2 separate regions of the Homo sapiens genome follow, and region 2 is linked to region 1. Evidence: chromatin contacts called from ENCODE Hi-C or POLR2A ChIA-PET data. All regions are on one chromosome and are shown on one strand. The core of a region is the stretch at or near the end of the contact, and the rest is flanking DNA. Distances in the headings are between cores, read along the strand shown. Region 1 has its middle 64 kb from the start of SERPINE2. Region 2 has its middle 110 kb from the start of SERPINE2.

Region 1 (5,622 bases), core at 645-3,144:
TGCTGCTTCCTGGGTGCCAAGGACCTTTATGAAGAAGTTAATTAGCTATTTCCTTTTAAAGGATGTTCAGACATCTGCAGAGAATAATTAATCCAGTGTTGTGTTTCCAGTGTATATATATCACATAAAAGTAGACAAGAATGATTTTTATGTTAGCGATGTCTAAGGGTCCAAGGTTGAATTACGTGGTTATGTGAAACTTGCTTGTGGATGGTTCTTTCTAAGAACGGCTTCAGTGACCATCACCTGTCCCTCCCTCCAATGTGAGGACAGGCTCTGCAATGTCCTCAATGTTATCAATGAAAGGTGTCCTTTAGGTAGCAATTTGAGGATGGGGGTGAAATCATGCCCATCCCCAAGCAAAATGCATATTGCATGGAACATTGGTTTTCTCTCTGTTTCTCAAAATTTTCATGCTTACTCCCACCTCAGAGTCTTTGCACATGCTGTTGTTGTTCCCTTTGCCTGAAATGCCCTTCCTCCAGATCTCCAAAGGGCTCAGAGACTTTTGTCATTCTGGTGGGTGCTCAGATGCTTCCTCCTCAAAGAGGCTGTCTTGGACCTTCCCCTCCATGGTCAATCCCATTGTCCTATTTCATTTCCTTTCTTTTCTTCTTTTTTTTTCTTTTAGAGACAGAGTCTCGGTCTGTCGCCCAGGCTGGAGTACAGTGGCATGATCTCAGCTCGCTGCAACTTCTGCTTCCCAGGTTCAAGTGATTCTCATGCCTCAAGCTCCTGAGTAATTGGGATTACAGGTGCATGCCACGACGCCTGGCTAATTTCTGTATTTTTAGTAGTGATGGGGTTTAGCCATGTTGGCCAGGCTGGTCTCAAACTCCTGGCCTCAAGTGATCCTCCCACCTCATCCTCCAAAGTGCTGGGATTACAGGTGTGAGCCACTGTGCCTGGCCCCTATTTCACTGTGTTTATGACATTTATAACTATCTGACATTATTGTATTATAAGTTTCCTTTTGTATCTTAAGACTTATAATATTATTTTTAGATAGTTGACTTAGGACCAAAACTGAGGACAAATAAATTGTTATATACCCCTAAATTCTAAAATTAGCTCTAAAAAGTCAAGGCCAAGCCCCTGTCTTGGGTCTGACTAAATGGCTGCAGATCTGGCCCTGTTATCCTCAGCAGACAGGGCATAGGGATGGGGTTTCTGGGAAGGAAAGGGGAAATGGAAAGAGCGATAGGGAATCAGGGATCACTGGCTCCATGTAATGGTGGGTGGTTACTTTCTCCATCTCCACCATCATCCTGCCTAGCCATGTGACCCTGGATCTTCAACAGGATTATTCCTAGGGTTTGGGGATTTAGTTGAGAGGAGGCTGTCCATCAACTCCCTGGAGAGATAATTGACTAAGCTTCAGAATGAGCAGGTTTGCACTGTGTAGATAGCTGAGTGGAGTGGAGGGTGGCAAGGGAGTAACTATAAGAGCTTAAAATGTGTCTGGGGTCATTAGCAAGCAACAAGAGTGTTGTCTGCCTCTCACCTGGAAATGTCTGGAGGTGGGAAGCTTAATGGAGCAGACGGGCCAAAAAGATGAGTAAGGACTATAATCTGGTTTACTGGGGAGGATAGGCACTCCCTGTGGTCCACAGAGGGCCTCAGGGGTTCCTGTTGCACAGGTCCAGGAGCACAGAGGTTCAAGGAGAGCACAAGAGTTGCAGTACTGACCAAGTGACAAGGGAGTTATCCCCACCTGGAAAGTGCTGGAAGGAGCTCAGTGTCACAAAACATGCCCATGGTTTACACCAAGGCCCTGTCATTGGCAGACGGTCTAGCAGATGCTTTTCCAATGAAGAATTATTGAACCAGCTCAACTCAGAAGTATGATGCAATAGCAACAGGATGCCTCAGCACTTCACTATCAGCTAGAAGCTTTGTCTAAAGCAGGATGTCTAGTCAATTCCTGGCATGCCTTGATGACCATTTCATAGCAATCCTAGACATGGAAAGAATTCTAGATGTCTTAAGACATGTGTACAAGATTGTACTGAAACAGATGTTTTTTAAATGTGAAGAAAAGATTTTAAACAGGAGTATGACTCAAGAGGGAAGGGCGTTTCTCAAAGTGCTTGAGGCAGAAAAGGAAGTCTCTAAAACAACCCAAATGGTTCCCCAGGGAGCTTTCCCGTGAGTGTACACTTTAAAGGTCAGGCACATAAAGTTAAATGAGCAATAGATAACTAAAAATGAAGGCAAAAGGTGTCTTGTGAAAGCTAATGACTGGACTAAATTAATACCCATGCAAGTGAGGAAACCAAAAGCATCATATTTACTCTCAGAACCGATGAGCAAATATGGCCCAGAACAATGTTTTGGCAACATGGCGCAACACTGACAGGTGAAAGAGATGTCAGAGTTTCCTTCCTCTTATTTCCTTTCCATCTCCTTCTTTCCACTTTGGGGCCAATGTACATCAAATTAGGTGAGTGTGCGAGAAGCATTATTGAACAAAAACTTGAATTTGAATAAATGGAGACAACTGTCATGTTCCTGAATCACAGATGATAAATCTTCAGTTTTTGCCAAAGTTATATATAGAGTTAATGCAAATTCCTATTAAAATTCCCATGAAATTAATTTATATTTTACCACCCATTATTCCCAGAAACATTTTTATAATCACCCTTCCTAGAAGTTCCAATGGCATCTTCACAAGCCATATATCTATATCTAATATATTCCCCAAGGCCACTGTTCAAGAATAATCATGCCACACAGTTCATTACAGCTGAAAACTGAAAATAATCCAGCAGGATATGTAAACAAATCGTGGATTCATACAGTGGAATACTGTACAGCAACTGCACATTACAACATAGATGAATTTCATAGACATAATGTGCTGTAAAATGAGCCAGACACAAAAGAGTACATACTGTATACCTCCATTTACATAAAGTTCAAAATCAGGCAAAACCAATCTAGGTTTTAGTTAGGATGGTGGGTACCCTTGGGAGGTAAACACTGGAAAGGGCAGAAGGGGTTCTTGATTAGGGAACTAGTTGGGGAGGTATTAATTTTGTGAGAATTCAAGTGTACACTTGTGATTTGTGTATTTCTCTGCATGTATGCTATACTTCAATAAGATGTTTATATAACTTACAAGTAAAGAAACATTTCCGTGGGATTTTGTTTTGGAAGTTGACCAAACTCTTCTGCAGTTTATTTTTAAAATTATAAAGGTAAATGTGTATATTGTGGTTGTCCAAAGAAAGAGAGAGTAAAAGTAATTGTCCATGTGATTATGGAGGCTGACAAGTCCCAAGATCCACAGACGGCAAATTGAGAGCCAGTGTTGGAGTTTCAGCCCAAACACCGGCAGGCTTGAGACCCAGGAAGAATTGAAGTTTTGGTTTGAGTTCGGAGGCAGGAAAAACTGATGCCTCAGCATAAAGGCAGTTGGGCAGCAGCTCCCCCTTGCCCTGCCTTGTGTGTTTTATCCAGGCCATCAGCTGAGGATGAGGCCCACCCATGTTGAGGAAGGCCATCTACTTTACTTAGTCTATTAATTTACACGTTAATCTCATCCAAAACCAACCTCACAGACACACACAGAATAATGTTTAACCAAATATCCACGCACCCTGTGACCCAGTCAATTTGACACATAAAATAAACTATCACAAATCAACCCATTGCCAACTTGGCACTCATATGCATCTCTTTAAATCATACTTATTCTCCAAATAAAGAACATAAATAACAAGGTTGTAATTCCATCTAACATGATACAACAATCCTGTGTACGAATAAAAATGCACTAACCAGTTTTCCATCAGAGGATGCAAAGTCCTTGAGTGATGATTACTGTTCTCCTTGATATCTAATAACTTAAATATGTGATAAATACAATGTAGAATTAACAGTAATTAAGTACTATGATATGAAGTCAGTACGTCTTCTATTACATGATAAGGGAATAAGAGAGGGAAGAAAAAGTTGTCTGCTTAATACACACATGCATAAACACACAGATATACACACATATTCCTAACAAAATAAGGAAGAAATTTTCATAACAATTATAGTCTTCTTTTCTGTAACTGGTCATGTGGTCACAGATGGTATTTATAACTGCCTTGTTCCACTACTCATTGTATTATTCCCTTTGCCTTCAGCAAGCACCTCAGGATATCACAGGTCTTTATTGGTGCAGTGACCCAAACCTTTATTCTTGAAGGGTCTGGATCATTAGTAGTCCTGCCTGGATTGGGTTGTTGTAGTTTTCCACTGACCTTAATCACAGGGGTTGGCAAAACTAAGACACTCCATAAGAGATCCCCTATATTTCAAACTTTCTCTTCTTCCTTACCTTGAAAGCCAGGATCAATCATTCCAGCCAACACAGTAACTCCCTTCTTTGCCTGTTGACTCAGAGGCATGAGGAGCCCAAAGTGGGCAGCAGTCTTCACTTCCAGATCAATGGAATCATTGTTGTGTCTCCTGGTCAAAGCATTCCTCTCTCTGGAATCAAAACCTCTAGGCCAGCAAAACAAAGTCATGGGAATAGGAAGCAAAGATTTTGCTAGTGGGTCACTTAGGGGTAATAGTGAATGGTGCCTCTCTCATTTCCACCCCTTGATTCCTGGACCTGAGAATCTTGGCTATGGAAGAAACAGCACCATGTTTTGGACCTGGATTCAGAGCATTTAACACCTTCTAGAGAACTTTTCCCCAGCTCTACAAGTTCTGGCCGCATATTTGGTGTGTAACTGAGTCTTCAATAGGCTATTCTACCATTTCATCAAGCCAGCTGCTTTAGGATGATCATGACCATTGTAAGACCAGTGAATCCTGAATCCCATGGGCATGAGCCATTGCCACATTTTATTTCTTGTGAAGTGAGTTCCTTTATCAGAAGTAATGCTGTGCAGAATACCATGACAGTGGACAAGGCATTCTGTAAGTCCACAGACAGTGGTTTGGCAGAAGTACTGCATGCAGGAAAGGCAAATCCATATCAGACTAAATGTCTGTTCCAGTAAGAATGAAACTATCCTTCCCATGATGGAAGTGGCCCAATATAATCAACTTGCCACCAGGGGATTGGCTGACCACCGTGAGGAATGGTGCCTTATTGAGGGCTCAGTGTTGGCCTCTGCAGCTAGCAGTTGGGCACTCAGAAGTGGCCATAGCCAGGTTGGCCTTGGAGAGTGAAAATCCACATACTGGAGCCATGCATATTCTCCATCCCTACGTCCATGTCCACTTTGTTCATGAGCCCATTGACCAATAGCAGGAGTGGCTGGAGACAGAGGAAGACAAGTATCCACAGAACAGGTCATCCTTTCTACTTGATTATTGAAACCTTCTTCTACTGAGTTCATCCTTTGGTAGGCATTCACAAGGAACACAAATATCTTCAGTTTTTAAAAACAATTCAGAGAGATCTATTCACATACCTCTTCCCCAAATTTCCTTGCCACCAATTTTCCAATCACATTCATTCTAAGTTGTTGGGCAATCTAGCCAAACCAAAGGCCACTGTTCATGAATTGGTATATAATCACATATCTGGCCATTTCTCTTTCCAAGCACAGTGAACAACCAGGCACACTACTCCAAGTTCTCCCTGCTGGGAAGATTTCCCTTCCCCACTGT
Region 2 (5,670 bases), core at 2,621-5,120, 44 kb after region 1:
CCAGAGAGCACAGAATTATAATATGCCCAGCCCTGGTGACTGCAGAGTGAGCGAGGTTGCTGTGTGGGGATTGCTCAGAGAAAACTCTTGTATAAAAATATTGCCCATTTAAGGACTCTGAATTTCTACAGGAAATATTGGAAGTTACAGGGCTTTAGGTAACAGTAACTAGCCTATTGTGGAATATAGTACATATATGTTTGGCTAATGGAGAAAGGAAAAATAAAAATTTCTTCTGATGCAATGGTGCTAGCCTGCCTGCAGGCTGAAAAATGGATTCTGGTTAGGGTTCCGGTGATGTAGCAAGCTTTTGAACCAACCTTAGAGATCTTCAATCTGTTTTTCTGGGTTTCACAAAAATTAAATGACTTGCCCAGGGCAAAAGGGTTGCTTATGTCTGGATCTACTTTTCCTCATATGAGTCATCTTGAATAATGTAACCTCGAACTTCAGTGTACTAAATTTGACGTAGAAACTGCTCTTATAAATGATCCAAAAGTAATAGAAGGGGAAAAAAGAGTGACAAGAAAAACAAAATAAGGGAAGTAATAAAGTAGGCATTGACTATGGAGATAAATGTTCTAAAATACTTCAGATATGACTTAAGGTTGTCATAACAGTTGAAGCATGTAAACTTTTTCCTGTTGAAGTGAAGCTATGAAATATGGGGTTTTGTTGACTATTTAAAAAGTAGTGTATTAATCAAATTACTCCAAATGTGTCATTGACTCACTGCATAAAAGACAGGAGATTTGTCATTAGAACAAATGTTGCTGAACCATGAAATCTGAGCTGCATAAAAGTAAATACTGCTATCCTGTGAAGTGTATAAAAAAGGAAAAAAAAAATGACAGCTAAAAGTGACACCCAAGATCCCACGAAGCAATTTACAAAAACAATTGTTAATATATACAAATCAGTTCAAGGGAAAGAAAACAACAGGAGTTGTCTAGAATTTCCAACACTTTTGAGCCCTCTTCTGGCCAGTAAATGGTGACAGAAAATCAAAGACTAAATAACATCTGGAAAATAACAAAAATACAAAACCCATAATAAATATATATTGGCTTTAAAAGAAAAATCAAAACAAAATTGTTTTACTGGGTCAGATAAAACATTTCTGGGATGTAAGGACTCCACTTTGCCTTACCTCTTGTCTGCTACATGTGTAAATGAAAGAAAAAAATGTAATGATCTTGATAGACATTTGAAAGCAACAAGTAAACCTTTTTTTCTTCTGTGGCAGGAGGAGGATAAGGAATATATTTCTTTCTAAATATCAAGAAAATTGGATTATATGAATATCAGAAGCAAAATTTTCGCAAATTTGTGTACTTTACTGAGTGTCATCTTGGTGCTCCTCAACAAGGTCTTCTTCTGCACTCTTTCTACAACTAATTTTGGGGATTATGGATGGCAATGAGCTTAATCAATCAAGCCAAAATCAAAGCCAAAGGCTCATTAATAAATAGAGCCTAGTAACATAGGCTTATGCTTTTACTGTTTAAGCAATTCTAGGAATCAGCAACCATTAAGAAAACCACTCCACAAATCATCTTCAACTCCTGGATACAGCCTCCCATGCATGGGTGCTTCTGGAACTGCCCAGCACATAAGAAGTCCTCCAAACAGGCAGTGGTGTCTTAGCACCACCTCTTCTGACTCGACCAGAATGATAGCACTTGTGTTATGAAGTGGGGTCAATAAAGATGATGTATGTTTCAGTTAAGAAATGTATCAGAATATTCTACTGAGTAAGGTATTATAATTTTTTTTTTTTTTTTTGAGACAAAGTCTGTCTCTGTCACTCAGGCTGTCAGGCTGGAGTGCAGTGGCACAATCTTGGCTCATTGTAGTCTCCACCTCCCTGGCTCAAGCGATCCTCCTACTTCAGCCTCCTGAGTAGCTGGGACTATAGACACAGGCCACCATGCCCAGCTAATTTTGTATTATTATTATTATTATTTTAATAGACACCGGGTTTTGCCCTTTTGCCTGGGCTGGTCTCGAACTCCTGGGCTCAAGCAATCCACTCACCTCGGGCTCCCAAAATGCTGGGATTGCAGGCGTGAGCCACTGCACCCAGCGCCACATATTGTTCATACTGGAACATATTGCCAAGATTGTTTTGAGATTTTATGCCTCTAAATTTGGAAATATTGAAATCCTAATAAAATATTCTAAAGGTAGTGGGATTCTGACAAAGAAACTTCATTGTAAGAACCCAGCTATGAATATGTTAGGGGTTAAATTCAAAGAATTACTGAATAGCTTCCTAATTGTCTTAAAAGAGGGCCACTTCATAGAAGTAAATTTAAATGGAGCATGTGAGATAGACTCAGGGTCAAGGCTTTTAATAATTGCTTTGTTAGGAAACATTAAAAAAAAACCTGTGAAAAATCAGAAATCACCAAAACCTGTGCAATTTCACAGAGTTTAAAAAAAGAGAAAATAAGTCCAGTTCCTGAGTCTATTGATATTAAACAATGCTTAAAATCCACACACTTTACTGAAAAAACAAGTTTGAGGCATTACATCAAGGCTCTCACAACCAGAATAAGTTGAAATAGAACAAGTCTCTTTTTGGAGGACCACTTGCCAACAAGTCACTTGAAGTAAGAGGTTAAAGCATGTGAGACACTGTCTATATGGGACGCTGTCTGTGTAGATGCTTCCCTGGGGGATCATCAATTTATAAAAATAAAAAGGAAACTTGCAAAATATAGCTATACATTCAATGAGAAATGTAGTGATTCACTTGAAAATGTTTTGGTTTTCCCTCTATTTATTTACTCTGTCAGGGATACCAATTTTCACTCAGGATTACAATAGGGACAACAACCCATTATCTAATAAATAATGTAATAGGGTATAAATGAAAATAAGACTGGATTTGAGCTTGTCTGTACCTAGACTCTCAAACTGAGTTGTAAAATGAAGGAGATCCAGTTGAATCCAATCAAATATTTTGATGAAAATGTCCTTGGTATGTTAGGTGTGTGTGTCTGAGTGTGCACATGTTTTCATGGTAGAGGAATGCTGAGGGAAAATGGGGTTCAGGGGAAAGAGCCTCATTCAATCAATGTGTATTATCTAAAATAATTTCAAATCAAGCATAAAGAAACAGACTTGCACAAAGGCACAGAGCCTAGAAGGTCTTGCAAGATACGACATGGTTTTTGAAAAGTAATTATATAAATCAAAATTTTCATAAACCTCCAGGTTTCTTTCTTTATCTAATTTCTAAAATGTAGCACAAAGCCAAGGAAAGCCCCTAAGATTTCAAGTGAGGTTCATTAACATTTTTTAAAGAAATTTTAATTTGAATTTCTTTTCAAAAAGTATTAGGCTTGAAATGTTGGGTCTTTAACCATTAACTTTATACAACCTATATGATTTCCTTTGCATTTATGAAACATATTCTCTCTTCATATTAAAGGAACATTTAATGACAGCCTATTGTGTTCCAGGCACTATGGTAAATGCCGTGGGGGTGTCTGTTGGTTGGTTTGTTTTTGGAAGAATTGACAGTCCCAGGGAAGTCTTCCCCTAAATTCTGGCAATTGTGTCTTCTGGCAATTTTCTTCTTAATCATCAACCTGTGGGGTGACTAAACCTGTTGTCAAATATTTTAAATCTCAGACCAGCATCACCATCACTACTCAGCCCAGTCCAAGCACCCACAGCATTGCAACCTGCTGTGAATTCAAGAGATAGAAGCTAACTTTACTGTAGGCTTAAGCAATATGGAAATAGAAGGCTACATTGCTGCATAATATCATAGGGCACATTCCATGGGAAAACATACCCTTTGTGCAGTTGTTTGTGATTTTGTTGTATCTGGCCCAAGCTCTCCTTTATTGGTGTGTGTGACTGGGAGGACGCCGCCTTGGGAATGAATCACATCCTGTTCTGGAAACATGAAAGGATGTTCTAAAGAGCACGTGACCCATTGCTGGGCTTGGTAGCTTGGTCAGAACTTCATTTGCTATTTATTGGAATTTGCTCTCTTCTTTTGGCCTTCAGGAAGTTAGTAGAGACTGTACAACAGCTCTGTGGGTGAATGGTCAGGGACTTGATGGGGAATGGGTGAGTCAAAGTCTCAATATTTGGGGCCAAGAGAACTTCTCCTTCACCCTCAGAGGTATCCCTGGAAAATTAACTCTAAATAAGGCAGATTAATAATAGAAAGAGCTTTAAAATTTATGACCACCATGCACGCAGGGAGAATCACAGGGCGATTGCCTCATATTCCATGGAGGTACATAGGCTCATATACCCTGTTTCTTTGCAGAAAGGGAGATGGGGAAGTATGGCTGATTTTTAGGGGGATGGTAAATGATTTTTAGAAGAATTCAATGGGCTGATGAACACACAATGGCCTCGGGCAAAGTCTGTTGGGCCTGCAGAGTGTACAATGGTATGTGATAAAAGTCTGTCTGGGTTTGTTGACAGATTTAGCCTTCCTTCCTGTGATACGGTTTCAGTTAATGAAAACTCAGAGAAGGGACCAGAGGTCATTGTTTTCTTCTCTGGTAGGTCCAGACTATAGGCAGATAAAAGAGCTTCAGCTTGTCATTTAGAAGAAGTAGAGGATTAAGAGACAGGAGCAGAAGGACTAAAAAAACAATTGTTCTCCTTGGTGGGTCTGTCCAGCCTTTATGTGATATGGTAAAGGTCTCTTCTAGCACCTGATAATCTCTAAGGGCCTTTAATTCAAAGTACGCGTTGTGCCTGGGAGCCATAGAGTTTGGGGTGAAGTTCCCCAATCCCCTTTGTGACATAGGGAGGGATGTGATCCTGGAAGGCCAATGGGAACAAGTGGGAGAGGAAAGGAGTATTGGCCATAGCCCAGATGAACTGAGAGAAGAGCACCAAGAGTTAGTGGAGGTGAAGTTGAAAGGGACTGCCCTTAAAAGAGGCAGCATTGAAATATACATTTAGACTTTAAAAATTATAATGGGGTTCCAGCTGAAGACTGTTATGAGCCAATGCCTTTACTTCCAAATGACCATGGAAATGACTGGATCAGAGCAGGGACTTGACGGAGCCAGCATCGACAACCTGAATTTCAAAGCTCTTCTGGGAAGTACATGGAAGTGCTAACAGAATACCCTAATATTTCCAACTTCAAGTGTCTAAAGTAGCCCCAGAGAAGGGACTTCTAGTTCTAGCATCCAGAGCTGTGTCCAGCCTGCTTCTGGTGATGACATCCTGGTGTGCGGAGCAAGCTAAGGAACCCAAGGCATAGGCTCTGAGTCATAGGGGACTCGCCCAACCAGATAGTAAAATAGATTATACAGTTGTAAAGGTAATGATACTATAATTAAAGAAAAAATAAATAAACAGAGTATAAAGTCCAGAATAAGCTGAAGAATATATCAAAACTTATGAAGGTAGTATAGTATAGTATTGAAAGAATTTAGGCTCTGAAGATAGCCTGATTGGGTTTGATTCCTGGCTTTCTACTTCCTATGTGATCTTGCCTAAGGCACTGAATCCTTCTGTGCTCATCTCCTCCTCAGTAAAGTGAAGATAATATTAGAAACTCATGGGGTAGGGATGAAGGGGACTAATGCATGAAAAGCACCTAGCATGGTTCCTGGGACATAGTTACTATTCAATAAGGATTAGCTAATATCATTGCATGGAAAGAGTAGCTTTCAAACA

Evidence for each region. Hi-C counts contacts between places; a loop is a spot of excess contacts on that map. ChIA-PET counts read pairs that join two places held with the same protein, here RNA polymerase II (POLR2A). Pooled maps may share reads with other maps.
Region 2: a map of HepG2 shows a loop between it and region 1 (8-fold over the local background). The contact joins two enhancer-like sites. A Hi-C loop is called at or near these places in 4 of 168 maps with a recorded cell type or tissue (A673, HepG2, MCF 10A and 1 more) and 2 of 50 pooled maps. POLR2A ChIA-PET finds 5 or more read pairs at or near these places in 2 of 52 experiments (HepG2 and OCI-LY7).

The regions. Positions count from the first base shown.
Region 1 is chr2:224,100,422-224,106,043 of GRCh38, forward strand. No RefSeq gene overlaps it. Among named protein-coding and RNA genes, the nearest start is that of SERPINE2, 64 kb to the left of the region's middle. Within about 2 kb of position 1,895, at least 3 of the 41 ENCODE cell types and tissues checked have a DNase peak (open chromatin) inside an H3K27ac peak, as active enhancers do.
Region 2 is chr2:224,142,146-224,147,815 of GRCh38, forward strand. No RefSeq gene overlaps it. Among named protein-coding and RNA genes, the nearest start is that of SERPINE2, 110 kb to the left of the region's middle. Within about 2 kb of position 3,871, at least 5 of the 41 ENCODE cell types and tissues checked have a DNase peak (open chromatin) inside an H3K27ac peak, as active enhancers do.